Linked DNA regions of Homo sapiens: region 2 is linked to region 1. A link is an interaction called in ENCODE POLR2A ChIA-PET data of the cell type or tissue named here. Cell type or tissue: K562. All regions are shown on one strand. Links, peaks and the distances in the headings refer to the core of each region. The heading gives the core; the rest is flanking DNA.

The links. ChIA-PET counts read pairs that join two places held together with the same protein. Peaks named below come from ENCODE experiments on the same cell type or tissue, not always from the same donor. Only the 100,000 strongest peaks of a DNase experiment are listed, where the experiment ranks them.
Region 2: POLR2A ChIA-PET joins it to region 1 with 5 read pairs; 1 of 35 experiments calls an interaction of 5 or more read pairs at or near these places.

The regions. Positions count from the first base shown.
Region 1 is chr22:18,044,136-18,054,541 of GRCh38, reverse strand. No RefSeq gene overlaps it. Among named protein-coding and RNA genes, the nearest start is that of LINC01634, 20 kb to the right of the region's middle. In K562, for the core only: no CTCF peak of the experiment used is centred there; a DNase peak (open chromatin) is centred at 5,851; H3K27me3 peaks cover 840 bases.
Region 2 is chr22:19,394,571-19,399,570 of GRCh38, reverse strand. HIRA (histone cell cycle regulator) reads left to right here. Exons shown (of 25, transcript NM_003325.4): 6 at 1,484-1,579; 7 at 2,624-2,784. Among named protein-coding and RNA genes, the nearest start is that of HIRA, 35 kb to the left of the region's middle. In K562, for the core only: no CTCF peak of the experiment used is centred there; DNase peaks (open chromatin) are centred at 1,630, 1,870, 2,340 and 2,830; H3K4me3 peaks cover 251 bases.

The DNA of each region.
Region 1 (10,406 bases), core at 2,973-7,972:
ACATGTCAAGTTTGAGACCTGTTGGGCACCAAGAGAGCACGTAGCCTAGGAGTGCATATGAGTCTGAAGCTCAGCTGGAAGATCAGCAGAAGGTCAAAGGTGAGAGTCATTAGCATGTGTGTGGTTCTTAAAGCCCTGGGGTGGAGGAGCCTAGGACCACAATGTGGAGACAGAAGTGGTGGAAAGACCCAGGACAATTAGAGAACAGGAGGAGGAGGCAGTACAGGAGGCGGAGGCTGTAGCCATTGAGAGAGGAGCTTATGGGTCGGCTGTGGGCCTGGAAGGCCTGGAGAAGAAGCGCTTTGAGAGAGGGTGCTGCTCTGTGTCAAGACATGCAAGAGGCCAGGGGAGGCGACATGGGGTGATTCCCTACTGCCCTGGGGAAGATGGAGGTCAGGGGCAGCCTCCTGAGGAGCCACAAGAGGGGATGGTGGAGACATGAGCCAGGCAGAGTGAGATGAGGAGGGAGTGTGGGGAGGCAGTGCACACAAACTGTGGGATGCTCTGCAGCACCAGGGAGAAGGAAAAGCGGTGAGAGCAGAAGAGGAACGTGCCTCAAGCTCTTTGAACGGGTTGTTGGGCTGCCCCTACCCCACCCAAGTCTACCTTATCAGCCACATTGAGAGGTGACAGCGTGCTGGCAGTCTTCACAGCCCTCGCTCGCTCTCCGTGCCTCCTCTGCCTGGGCTCCCATTTTGGCAGCACTTGAGGAGCCCTTCAGCCCACCACTGCACTGTGGGAGCCCCTTTCTGGGCTGGCCAAGGCCGGAGCCGGCTCCCTTAGCTTGCAAGGAGGTGTGGAGGGAGAGGCGCGAGCGGGAACCGGGGCTGCGCGCGCCGCTTGCGGGCCAGCTGGAGTTCCGGGTGGGCGTGGGCTTGGCGGGCCCCGCACTCGGAGCAGCCGGCCGGCCCTGCCGGCCCCGGGCAATGAAGGGCTTAGCCCCCGGGCCAGCGGCTGCGGAGGGTGTACTGGGTCCCTCAGCAGTGCCGGCCCACCAGCGCTGCGCTCGATTTCTCGCCGGGCCTTAGCTGCCTTCCCGCGGGGCAGGGCTCGGGACCTGCAGCCCGCCATGCCTGAGCCTCCCACCCCCTCCGTGGGCTCCTGTGCGGCCCAAGCCTCCCCGACGAGCGCCGCCCCCTGCTCGATGGCGCCCAGTCCCATCGACCACCCAAGGGCTGAGGAGTGCGGGACTGGCAGGCAGCTCCACCTGCAGCCCCTGTGCGGGATCCACTGGGTGAAGCCAAGCTGAGCTCCTGAGTCTGGTGGGGACGTGGAGAACCTTTATGTCTAGCTCAGGGATTGTAAATACACCAATTGGCACTCTGTATCTAGCTCAAGGTTTGTAAACACACCAATCAGCACCCTGTTTCTAGCTCAGGGTTTGTGAATGCACTAATTGACACTCTGTATCTAGCTACTCTGGTGGGGCCTTGGAGAACCTTTATGTCTAGCTCGGGGATTGTAAATACACCAATCAGCACTCTGTATCTAGCTCAAGGTTTGTAAACACACCAATCAGCACCCTGTGTCTAGCTCAGGGTTTGTGAATGCACCAATCGACACTGTATCTAGCTACTCTGGTGGGGCCTTGGAGAACCTTTGTGTCCACACTCCCTATCTACCTAATCTGGTGGGGACGTGGAGAACCTTTGTGTCTAGCTCAGGGATTGTAAACGCACCAATCAGCGCCCTGTCAAAACAGACCACTCAGCTCTACCAATCAGCAGGATGTGGGTGGGGCCAGATAAGAGAATAAAAGCAGGCTGCCCGAGCCGGCAGAGGCAACTCGCTCTGGCCTCCTTCCTTAGTGTGATAGCTTTGTTCTTTTGCTCTTTGCAATAAATCATGCTGCTGCGCACTCTTTGGGTCCATACTGCCTTTATGAGCTGTAACACTCACCACGAAGATCTGCAGCATCACTCCTGAAGCCAGCGAGACAACGAACCCACGGGGAGAAAGAAACTGAACACGTCCGAACATCAGAAGGAACAAACTCCAGACGCGCCACTTTAAGAGCTGTAACACTCACCGCGAGGGTCCGTGGCTTCACTCTTGAAGTCAGTGAAACCAAGAACCCACCAATTCCGGACACAACATGACCTGGGGCAACTCACTGAAACCCCGGTGCCTCTGCTGCTGCTGCCTTTTTTGTGTGTGTGTTTTTTGGTTTTTTTTGGAGATGGAGTCTCGCTCTGTTGCTCAGGCTGGAGTGCAGTGGCACGATCTCGGCTCACTGCAAGCTCTGCTTCCCGGGTTCACGTCATTCTTCTGCCTCAGCCTCCTGAATGGCTGGGACTACAGGCGCCCACCACCACACCCAGCTAACTTTTTGTATTTTTAGTAGAGATGGGGTTTCACCGTGTTAACCAGGATGGTCTCGATCTCTTGACCTCGGGATCCGCCCGCCTCTGCCTTCTAAAGTGCTGGGGATTACAGGAGTGAACCACCGCGCCCGGCCCTTTTTTTCTTTTTTGAGACAGAGCCTCTCTCACCCAGGCTAGAGTACAGTGGTTCGATTTCAGCACACTGCAACCTCCACCTCCCGGGTTCAAGCGATTGTCCTGCCTCAGCCTCCCGAGTAGCTGGGATTACAGGCACCCGCCACCATGCCCAGCTAATTTTTTTTTTTTTTGCATTTTTAGTAGAAACGAGGTTTCACCATGTTGGCTAGGCTGGTCTTGAACTCCTGACCTCCAGTGATCCGCCTGTCTTGGCCTCCCAAAGTGCTGAGATTACAGGTGTGAGCCACCATGTCCAGGCTTCTTCTTCTTTAAAATATATCATAGCATCTACTCCCTTAGAGGAGTTATGTGAAGATTAAATGAGTATGTGTGAAGCGGTTAAAACAGTTCCTTGCACAGCACAATGTAAGTGCTATTCATATTAATTTTTTTTAATTTTTTTGAGACAGGGTCTTGCTTTTTTGCCAAGCCTAGAATGCAGTGGCATGATTGTGGCTCACTGCAGCCTCCACCTCCCCAGGTACAGGTGATCCTCCCACCTCAGGTTTTGGGGGTTTTTTGGTTTTTGTTGTTTCTGTTTTTTTAGTAGAGGGGTTTCACCGCATTGTTCAAGCTGATCTCGAACTCCTGAGCTCAAGCAGTCTGCCTGCCTTGGCCTCCCAAAGTGCTGGGGTTACAGGCATGAGCCGCCGCATCTGCCTGGTATTAATATTAACGTTAAGGGAATCTCCCCTCCCCTCCCTTCCCCTCCCCTCTCCTTTTCTTTTCCGGCGTCTCACTTTGTCACCCAGGCTGGAATGCAGTGGTGCAATCAGCTCACTGCAACCTCCGTCTCCAGGGTTCAAGCAATTCTCCTCCCTCAGCCTCTGAGTAGCTGGGATTACAGGCGTGTGCCACCACACCCAGCTAATTTTTTTGTATTTTTAGTAGAGACGGGTTTCGCCATGTTGGCCAGGCTGGTCTCGAACTCCTGACCTCAGGTGATCCACCCACCTCGGCCTCCCAAAGCGCTGGGATTACAGGTGTGAGCCACTGCACCTGGCCAATCTTTTCTTTTTAATTACAAATAACAAGAGAGAGGATTGGGGGTTAAAACTTTGGGAGAGAAAAGGGAGAAGCCACGTAAGCAGAGAAGAGATGGTTCCAAGAGTCCCCATAGAAACTTGGCCTCAGAGAGGGACAGAGACCCTTCTGCTGCTGAAACAAGGCAGCCTACAGTCCCCAGGGTGTCCTGTCCATCTCCACCATGACTCCTGCCCAGGACCACCCCAGTGCTCAAGCAGGGCAGCCTCACCTGCTTTAGCACAGAAGCCTCCTGTCGGTTTGTTTCTCTGGGGGCCTGATTCCCTGAAGCAGCAGCAGGTTTCCCACCATCTTTATCGCTTTACCTCTGCCCAGGATTGCCACACGCGGTGCATGTGGGGAAGAGCTCATTGGGGAAGATTCTGGCAGAAAGATAACCAGAAAGTTTGCACCAAAACCCAGCCTGACCTCTCTCTCCCCTAAAAATCGGGTGCATAGACTTCCTGTTCCTTGCACAGCATAGTAATCCGTTTTGTTGCTAATATTTACCAGCCTTATCCAACTGTGAGGCCAGGCTTCCTCTGAGGCCTCTGGGACCTACCCCAGCAAACGGGTCCTAGAATCTCCACTGCCTCCCTTAAATGATGGGCTAGGGAGTGACTGGGGAGACGCAGGGTAGAACCCCAAAGACGTCGTCCTCATACTGTTCCAGACAGAAGGAGCCAAGTCTTGATCTGTGCTGGCAAAGTAATTTTTCAAACTGGAATTGCTGGTAAGGCTGCTTCCCTAAAAGGCAACTCAAGTCCTGTCCTCGGCCTGCCTTTCCCTGGAGCCATGGCTCCCTGCCATTGTGCAGACACTTCTCTAGATTCTCTAGGGCACAGGGTTCTTCTAGTCCATTCTCCCCCATCTCAACCCCTTAACTGCCCTCTCAGCTACCCTCAGCCCACTCAGGATAACAATGAACATTTGGAAAACTTCTCTAATAATGCTCTAGAAAAGCAAAAACGGCGCGGTGGCTCTCGCCTGTAATCCCAGCACTTTGGGAGGCTGAGGTAGGCGGATTACTTGAGGTCAGGAGTTCAAGACCAGCCTGGCCAACATGGTGAAACCCTGTCTCTACTAGAAATACAAAAAAAAAAAAAGCCAGGCATGGTGGCGGGTGCCTGTAGTCCCAGCTACTTGGGAGGCTGAGGCAGGAGAATCACTTGAACCCGGGAGGTGGAGGTTGCAGTGAGCCGAGATCGCACCACAGCACTCCAGCCTGGGCGACAGAGGGAGATTCTGTCTTAAAAAAAAAACAAAAAACAAAAAAAGCCGGGGCGCGGTGGCTCACGCCTGTAATCCCAGCACTTTGGGAGGCCGAGGCGGGCGGATCATGAGGTTAGGAGATTGAGACCATCCTGGCTAACACGGTGAAACCCTGTCTCTACTAAAAATACAAAAAAAAAAATAAATTAGCCAGGCAAGGTTGCGCTCGCCTGTAGTCCCAGATATTCAGGAGACAGGTGGGAGGATTGCTTGAGCCCAGGAGATCGAGACTGCAGTGAGCTGTGATTGCGCCATGGCACTCCAGCCTAGGCGACACAGCGAGACCCTATTTCAAAAAATTAAAAGATGGGTTCAGCCGGGAGCAGTGGCTCAAGCCTGTAATCCCAGCACTTTGGGAGGCTGAGGTGGGCGGATCACCTGAGGTCAGGAGTTCAAGACCAGCCTGGACAACATGGTGAAACCCTGTGTCTACTAAAAATACAAAAATTAGCTGGGTGTGGTGGCAGGCACCTGTAATCCCAGCTACTCAGGAGGCTGAGGCAGGAGAATTGCTTGAACCCGGGAAGTGGAGGTTGCAGTGAGCTGAGACCATGCCACTGCACTCCAGCCTGGGCAACAGAGCGAGACTCAGTCCCGGAAAATAAATAAATAAATAAATAAAAAGATGGGCTCATCGAGGACCATGGGTCTCCTTTGCTCTGCTCTCTGCAGAGTAGATTCATTAAACAGAAGGAAAGATGAGGGAAGCACAGCCAGTGCTGAGGCCCCCTCAGGCCTCCTTGGGTTTTCACGCCAGGAATCAGAACCGTGGCTCAGGCCACGTGTCAAAATCACAATTTGCCATCCTTCTCTGCTCTAGGTGCCACCTTTCTCGCAGTCTTCACCTGAGCCTTGAGGTGAATTCTTCCTGTGGGTCCATCTGACTTCCCAGGCAAGAAACAGGAGAGGCTTTTAAAATCGCTATGATTACTTGAACACCTGAAGCACTTGGAATAGGAGGGGAACAGGAAAGGAAATCCGTTAAAGGCACTGTGAGGCAGATAAAACGCGGAGGGCGGAGAGATAACTGGGTGGAAGGCGCTCGTCACAGCAGCGAGCGGCACGTGGTGTTTGCCGAGCTCCCTAAATGGACAGGGGCAGAACGCGTTTCTGTCTGCCTTTGCACGGAAGGAACTAATCCCCTTGGAAAAGGAATGGGTTCTAAGAGGGTCAAAGGAGTTGCTCGAGGCACCGCGTGATTCTGCGGCAGCAAGGGAATGTAAACCAGCTGCGCGCAGGCAGCGCCTCCGTGCCCGTTCTCGTCGGGCGTCGGGCTTCCTGTGTGGTCCGGAATCGGTCTTCTGCTTTCTGGAATCTTAAATGCACTGGCAGATGAGGGGGGGACTTTAGAGCTATGTTCCTTAAATATTCTCAGGCCCTAGAGAAAAAGATTCTTGTTTATTCTCATTAGCTTACTTATGTTTCATAACACCCGCACCTTCTGCCTAACAAAACGTGAGGTGTGACTCCATACACAGAGAACGTCCGGAGCACCGGACGATGTGGGGTGAGATTCCAGGAGGCTATTTGGGATCATGTACGTGCCATTAGCACTGCTTTCTTTCTGTTTTTGTTTAAGACAGGGTCTGGCTCTGTCACCCAGGCTGGAGTACACTGGCACGATCAGGCTCATCTACAGCCTCCAACTCACATTCTCAAGGGATCCTCCCACGTCAGCCTCCTGAGTAGCTGGGACTACAAGGGCTTACCACCATGCCCGGCTAATTTTTTTTTTTTTTTTTTTTTTTTTTTTTTGTAGAGATAGGGTCTCGCCATGTTGCCCAGGCTAGCCTTAAACTCTTGGCTCCAAGCAGTCTCCCATCCTTGGCTTCTCAAAGTGTTGAGATTACAGGCATGAGCCACTGTGCCCAGCCAACAGTAGCAAGAAAACCCTGTCTCTAAGAAATAAAATCGTTATTTAAAAAGTCAATGTAGTTTGTTGGAAAGTATTGTCAAGGCTAATAAAGACATGTTGTTCCCCGCCGAGGGGCCCTAGGTTCTTCTAAGCATCATCGTTGTGTGTGGCGAGATCTGCATAATAACTAAACTTCTGAAGAAAGTTCTCTGTTTTAACTCAGTCATGTGGCCCTTTGGGTTGACCTGTCTGCTTCTTTTTCCTTCTATGAATGATGATCTGGTTTTGACCCAACTGGATGCCCTCCCAAATGCTATCTAGATACACCTGAAGTTCAATTCGTTCAAGTTCCTATCTTGAAGCCAAACTGCAGTCAGCGCCGTTTTCAATGGTGGGGTTCTGTATTCATCTTCAGAAAGACCCAGTCAGTAGTAGGGCGTGCCCGGTGGCTCACGCCTGTAATCCCAGCACTTTGGGAGGCCTAGGCGGGCGGATCACGAGGTCAGGAGATCGAGACCATCCTGACTAACACGGTGAAACCCCGTCTCTACTAAAAATACAAAAACTAGCTGGGCGTGGTGGTGGGTGCCTGTAGTCCCAGCTACTTGGGAGGCTGAGGCAGGAGAATGGCGTGAACCCTGGAGGCGGAGTTTGCAGTGAGCCGAGATGGCACCACTGTACTCCAGCCTGGGCAACAGAGCAAGACTCTGTCTCAAAAAAAAAAAAAAAAAATTTAGCCGGGCATGGTGGCATGTGGCTGTACTCTCAGCTACTCAGGGAACTGAGGTGGGAGGATTGCTGAAGCCCAGGAGATTGAGGTTGTAGTGAGCTGAGATCGCACTCCAGCCTGGAAGACAAAGTGAGACCCTGTCTCAAAACAATAAAAATAATAAAGAATAAAATTGAATGATTGTAACCAAATTTCACACAGTAGAAAAGCGCATAAAATAATTTTGATGGCCAGGCTCAGTGGCTCACACCTGTAATTCCAGCACTCTGGGAGGCCATGGCAGGCAGATCACCTGAGGTCAGGAGTTCAAGACCAGCCTGGCCAACATGGTGAAACTCCATCTCTACTAAAAATACAAAAATTAGCCAGACATGGTGGTGGGTGCCTATAATCCCAGCTACTCGGGAGGCTGAGGCAGGAGAATCGCTTGAACCTAGGAGGCAGAGGTTGCAGTGAGTCGAGACCACAACATTGCACGCCAGCCTGGGCAACAAGAGCAAAACTCTATCTCAAGAAAATAATAATAGGCTGGGCACCGTGGCTCACGCCTGTAACCCCAGCACTTTGGGAGGCCCGGGTGGGTGGATCACCTGAGGTCAGGAGTTTGAGACCAGCTTGACCAACATGGAGAAACCCTGTCTCTACTAAAAATACAAAAATATAGCTGGGCATGGTGGTGCATGCCTGTAATCCCAGCTACTCGGGAGGCTGAGGCAGGAGAATCACATGAACCTGGGAGGCGGAGGTTGCGGTGAGCCAAGATCGTGCCATTGCACTCCAGCCTGAGCAACAAGAGTGAAACTCCATCTCAAAAATAATAATAATAATAATAATAATAATTTTGATGTGGGTTTCATTCATTGTCTTGAATGAAAATGGCAGCCAATGTTAAAAGTCTGATGTTTTCATTGGGTGTCAGTGACATTTGACAAGTAGCAAAGGCTACATTGATATCACTGTTACCCAATAAAAACATTAGGCAGAGGCTACTTGTCAAATGGATGCCTTGTGAGAAGACAAAACCTGAATCTGACACCTCAAAAAATAACCCATTGGGTGTACTAAATGTACCCATTAAAATACTGCCAATGTTTTCATAGTTAACAATTGTCCTTTTCACACACATCAGCAGGATGTGTGATGTGTCACTTTATGTAATAATTACGTAATAATACTTTCATATTATTAGCTTTTTTGAGTATATTTTAATTACTAATTAATCTCATTTTATTTTTTGAGAGAAAGGGTATGTAGAAGTGAGTATTTTAAAAATCAGGGCCAGGCACAGTGGCTCACGCCTGTAATCCCAGCGCTTTGGGAGGTCGAAGCAGGTAGCTCACTTGAGCCCAGGAGTTTGAGACCAGTCTGGACAATATAGTGAGACCCTGTCTCTATAAGAATTAGCAGGGTGTGGTGTTGCACGCCAATGGTCCCAGCTACTCAGGAAGCAGAGGTGGGAGGTGGGAGGATCGCTTAAGCCCGGGAAGTCAAGGCTGCAGTGAGCTGTGATCGCACCACTACACTCCAGCATGGGTAACAGAGCAAGACCCAGGGAAGTACAAATGGCTATTTTAAGAGGATATATGCAGCGCCTTGTGGATCTGGTAAGAAGTCCAACCAGAATATCTAGGTCTCGGGCCTGTGGTAGAACTAAGACTTCAGGTAAGGATTGATGAGGTTGCGGTGGGCCTGGAGAAGTAAAGAAAGAGAGAGGAAGGATGAGGGCACCAAATTGGTTCTACTTCCTCCTGAAGGCCTCCTAGCAGAGGCCATCAGCCAACAGCAGGTGCATTGCATAAACTGGAATGTGACTGGAAGAGATGTCTTAGCCTTGTGCAAAGACTGTGTCTCAGTTATACCGAGCTGATCCTGCTATTCAAATCCTACAGACCTTATTGAACTTCCAGACTCCACCCTCCAGAGGGTCTCCTCCCTCTCCTATACTCCAAAACCCTGAGCTCTTCAGGACTCCATCTGGCCTGTACAGGTGCCCCCCAGGCCCTCCAGAGAGAGAGAGGACAGCATTTGGCTCCTGGGCCCTGGGGTTTCACTCTGAGGAGGTGGGTGGACAGGAGGGTGGGAGCCGGGAAAGAAAGTCGGGAGGGCCTCATCTCCAAGTTAGAGAGTTGGCCTGATGAGGAGAGCGTCGGCGAATGGCGTCTTGCTGTTATTTCTCTGTATCCCTGCTGGGGATGGGAGTTCCTGGCAGCTGGCCCTGGCCCTGGCCTTGGCCTTTGTCTCCCTACACTCTCCTCTTGGCACAGCCAGAGGCTTTCAGTGTTGTGCTTTCAGGGTCACATGGTTTAAGCTTTGCACAGCTGCTGGGGGAAAAAGAGAGAGTGAGGGAGAGACTGAGACAGAGAGCACCCGCTCCATTCTTACCATATATGAGGCTAAGCGATGAGTATCGGCATGACTCAAAGCCCAAGAAAGCAAATCTCTGCCTGACTCTCACCCTTGGCTATGGAACACATTGCCTCTCACCCTATTTCTGGGCTTTTCACACCCAAATCCTCCCCTGCCCTCCACACACAAGCTTCCACTGACCTCCCGTGCACCCTCCCCTGAGTACACACACACTGTCATACCACACAAAAGATGTGTGTGCGTACTTTCTATCAAACCCGTGGAAAGAAAAGCCAACAACTTAATCAACCTAATAACTTTTGCACAACATGGTGGATAAGAGTTTGCTCTGGCAATTCACACACACACACACACACACACACACACACACACACACACGAATGCCCATGCCACGGGTGTTTATCCTTCTTTAAGCTTTTAGAATCTCTGTCCTTGGTCTCTCTCCAGTATAAATTCTTGAGTGCCATCTCCTGTTTTTCCACCAATGCTGCACCTTTCCCATCAGAAAAGTTACCTACTGCGATCAGAATTCTCACACCATGGAGTTTCAGAAGCCAGCCCTCCCGTGTCCCCAGGCCGCCAGTGGTCAGTGTTCCTCCTCCGCCTCTCCCACAGCACCTTGGCCTGTGCTGTGTAGCTTCTGCATGCTTCTATCACT
Region 2 (5,000 bases), core at 1-5,000, 1.3 Mb before region 1:
ATAATCTGGAGTATGGAGAGTGACAAATACACACGGGCCCAAAAAACCAGAATCCAGTTAATCTTCAGTGTTAAATTAGGTCAATTAATAGTAGTGAATACTCTCAACCACATAGAATGCAGGGCAAAAAAGGAAAGAAGCTGTGAAGATCACATAGGCATTTAGAATACAAAATGTGAACCACAGCATGTGAGACAATTTGAAAAAAAAAAAAAAACCTGTTAAGCTGTTACTATAGTTTTTTTTTAACTGGAAAAAATACAATAGATATTTGGAATATTTTGCTTAAACCTCTTGTACAAAGAAAGGACTTGATAGCTATTACCTTGCTGCTATGTTTGTTTCTTCAACTCACCAATCATTCTTCTGTATACCTAGCACTGCACCAGGCGCTGAGGTTAGAGAAATAACTAAGACTGCGCCCTTCACCCCTGATGGCAGGATAGGCAAGGTTGGCACCATCGTCACAGCGGACCCTCATCGATGCCTTGGTGTGTGCCTGGCATGGTGTTGCAGCAGTTTATCACATTTAATCCTTACAGTGACCCTATGAGGATAGGTTTTGGGGTTTTTTGTTTCATTGGTTTTTTTGTTTGTTTTTTGAGACAGGGTCTTACTCTGTTGCCCAGCCTGGAGTGCAGTGGTGCAATCATGGTCACTGCAGCCTTAACCTCCCTGGGCTCAAGTGATCCTCCCACCTCAACTTCCTGTGTAGCTGGGGATACAGGCATGTGCTACCAAGCCCAGCCAATTTTTTGTAGAGATAGGGTTTTGCCATGTTGCCTAGGCTGGTATTGTACCTCTGGGCTCAAGCGATCTGCCCACCTCAGCCTCCCAAAATGCTGAGATTACAGACGTGAGTCCCTGCACCTGGCCTAGATTTTGTTTTTTAATCTGCACTTAACAAATGATAAAATGGAGTCACAAAGAAGTGAATGTGAATAATTCTGTTTGGAGGCTCCATAGTGAAGGGGTACTCCTGTCAGGGTCTGGGAGATGAGACCCAGTCCATGAACCAGACGAGGGCCTCAAGATGACTTGTGTTCAGTTGTCAGCAGCCCTGGAGTTCTGACTGTGCCAGGCATTCTGCCATGTGCTTTACCCACTGTGTCTCATGCTCAGAAGGCTCTCGGAGGAAGGCCCTGTTATGATTGGCAAAGCAAGTCAGCAGGGCTGAGGAGCATGCTCCAGGCCACAGACCCACGAAGTAGCAGGCTCTCATGCATGGGTGTGGTGCCATATGGTGCCCAAGCTCTGAACCACGCCCTCAGTTGCTTCGTCTGTAAAAGGAGTGAGGCACTGGGGTCGGTTAGATGCTTTAAATTTATGACCAATTGAAAAATTCTGGGGGGAGTTTTTTCAGGTTGGTTAAAAAATACCAGAGTGGTTATGATGGTCCCAGGTCCCAGGGGCACTGGCCAAGCTAATAGACAAGGGCATCACCAGGTAAGAGATCTCACCAGAACCCTCTGTCTTCTTTCAGATGTGATGGATGTAGCATGGTCTCCCCACGATGCCTGGCTAGCCTCATGCAGCGTGGATAACACTGTCGTCATCTGGAATGCTGTAAAGTTCCCAGGTCTGGGGCCTCCTCTGACTGGTTAACAGCAAGCAGTACTGCCTGTCAGTTTCTGGAGCAGGGGTTGGGCTGTCTCCTTAGTCTTGGTGGCAACAGATGTGTCACAGTGGCCTAGGATTTATGTGTCTTGTCAGTTTTTCTTTGTCAGTTACATTTGTTTAAGCTTTAAAAAGAGATTCATGCTTAAGAAAAATGGTAACTGAGTGCTAGCATGGCATGCCACAGATCAGGAGGGTAATGGATGGGCAGCTGTTGTTGGGGACCCTGATGCTCCTAAACCTGCTGTGTGCACCCCCACCACTGGGCTCTGGGCTCAGCTCAGTCACCATCTCCTCTGTGAAACCCTTGAGCAGATACGGGCTAACACAAACCCAGTTTTGCAAAAGATTGATTTTTCTTATTCATTGTGTTTAAAGTCACAACAGATGGCATAACCTGGCACAGTGCTGCAGTTTATAACTAGTAAAATTCTTCTCATATTTCAGCTCTGTATTTGAAGTATGCTTTCCTTATGGATCCAGGTCATTTTAACTCTTTGAAAGCCACCAGCATGTGTGGAAACACTCAGTCTGGCTATGGAGAGGGAAGCTTTAGAGACCGGAGTAGCATTTGGATTACAGATCTATATGGGGTACCGTCGTACACACCTTTGTCTTCAGCCATAACTTATAAAAGACTCAGCCACAGTCAGGCCCTTTGAGCTAGTAGGCCTCCTCCTTATCAGGGAGCTACCAGGGAGGCTAACGTCAGAAGTGCTGGTGTCACAGCCCAGGAAGGGCAGCCATAGGCAGGGCCGCTAGATACAGATAAGACCTGGATCAGAACTAGCCCCTTGGTGCCTGCCTCCTTGATGCTGTCATTTCTTCAATTGGCTTTTGCCTTGGTGGAGATCAAATGAGGAGGCCCTTCTGCTTCTGTCTGGTGTGGGGGCTGGCCATGGCAGACTGCTGAGTCCCCTCTCTTGCATATCCATCCCATGGCCCATGGATTGCAGGTCATGTTTCCCTCAGACAACACCTCTCCACATTCCTTTTTTCTTCACAGAAATTCTAGCTACTCTGAGAGGTCATTCTGGCTTGGTCAAAGGGTTGACATGGGACCCTGTTGGTAAATACATAGCTTCTCAAGCTGATGACCGCAGCCTAAAGGTGTGGAGGACGCTGGACTGGCAGTTGGAGACCAGCATCACCAAGCCTTTTGATGAGGTAAGTGGGGACAGCTCAGGGAGCTGAGCCCCCGCAGCTGCCCCAGCCTCTTCCTGACTTCTGTGTACAGAGAGGGAGCTGGCCATGGGCCAGGCCACCTGGGGAATGCACAGAGTCCGGGGGCCTGAGCGGATTCACCAAGGCTCTCTGGGGTGGGACTCTGGCCCTAAGAGTCAGATAATACAGAATCCTTCATTTCTGAGACGCTGTTTAATTTCCAACTTTGAAATAAAAGGGATTTATAGTTTTGTTGTTTTTTGCTTTGTTTTGGCGACAGAGTTTCGCTCTTGTTGCCCAGGCTAGAGTGCAGTGGCACGATCTCAGCTCACTGCAACCTCCGCCTCCTGGGTTCAAGCGATTCTCCTGCCTCAGCCTCCTGAGTAGCTGGGATTACAGGTGCCCACCACCACACCTAGCTAATTTTTGTATTTTTAACAGAGATGCGGTTTCGCCATGTTGGCCAGGCTGGTCTCGAACTCCTGACCTCAGGTGATCTACCCGCTTCAGCTTCCCAAAGTGCTGGGATTACAAGCATGAGTCACTGCGCCTGGCCCGGATTTATAGGTTTAAAGTTGAAGTGAACCTTAGAGATGTCTCCACATCATTCTGTCACCCAGCTCACTCCCACAGACGTGGATAAAACTGCTTCTTATAGTGCGGAGTTTACTCTGAGCCTCCCGCAGAGCAGCTTGTTGGGGAGGATGGAGGAGACTCTTGTGCCATCCTCGACTGTGCTGTGCTTGTTGATATGCACCCTGCAGTTCAGGGGCCTTTTTTCCTGGCTGGAGTTAGCAGTACAGTTTGCACATGTTTGGAGATCAGACTGCAGTAGCTTCTCTGGTATTTTAATCTCTCTTCCGTTATTTGAGTTCTGATTTCAAATGGAATGAGAGCTCAAGATCACCATTGTTCATTAGACATTTATTAAGTGTCTACTGTATAGAAGGCAATAACTGGGCACAGGGAAATAAAAGTGGATTGAGATGGAGTCTCTCCTCTTGAAGCTTAAAGCCCCATAGGAAAGACAGGCATTCCCATTAGTTGCATGATAATGGAGTTGTCCAGAGTGCAGAAACAGCCCAGGAGAGGTGAGTGCATCAGGAAAGACTTCACAGAGCGAGGGACACATGAGGGAAGGTTTGCAGGAAGAGCACGCATTTGCCCACTGGTCAGGATGGCTGCAAAAGTAAAGTGATAGTCATATGTTCAGTTCTTCCCGCACAACACCAGCTCCTGGGCTAGGTATATGAGTACTGGTTTTTACCTTACTTAGTCTTGCCCTAAGGAGCTTTTGCTCCTTCTGGAGTTCCTCAGGGCTCTGACTGCCAGGCAGTGGGGTCCCATGAGGTGGACTCCTAGGGACGGCTTTAGGAGTGTCTTGAGTACCAGCAGGAGGTGGTAGTACTCTTCAGCCTCTACTGGGTGGGCCCATCCTTCCAGGTAGGGGGTGGTTCTGTCACCTAGGCTGAGAGCTGAGGTGGGTGATTTCACTATACTCAGGCTCTGGTTTGTCATGTCCTGCTCTAGAGCTGTGAGGTCATGATCTTAACCCTTAAGTCTTTAGAGCTGCCCTGGGCCCACCTTGAGCTTCAAGGAGCTGGCTCTGGACCCATGTCATCTCTTTTTGCAGGAGGGATAATGTGGAGGGATGCTCTGCCTCAGCCCCCAGTCCAGACTGGGGGAGCAGTGCCTTTCTACTGTTCCTTTTATAGTTTATAAGGATGTTACAAACCTCTTCTCCCTTGCGGGTATCCTCACCACCCTTTGGGTGAGGCAACAGGCTCAAGAGAGTAGGTGGTGCCTCACAGTCATCAGCTACATTACAGACACAGGCTTCTGCCAGGCTCCTGGGTTAAAAAGGGCTTTTTCTCCACCAGAGTATATCTTGAGGATGCTGTGCAGATGCCATGCTGTGGGTTAACAGGTGCTACACAGAAGAATTGGGTCAGTGGCCAGAGAGATTTGGCCCATGCAGAGGCTATGGTTCAAACAGGTAGCCTTCCTGCAGATCTCCTCAGGGCATACACTTCTGTACTATATTTCTTTGTTCAGCTCCTCTGGGGGAGTGTAGGATGCTGCAGTTTCCAAATTCATTTCACAGAGCCCTTTTTGGTTGGGCCATCTGGTGAGACAGAAGCTGTCAGTGTAGCCAGAAGCTTGGGGTGCATGCTCCACCATCACACATTTATAAATTGAAGTTTAACTTTATCCTCGAG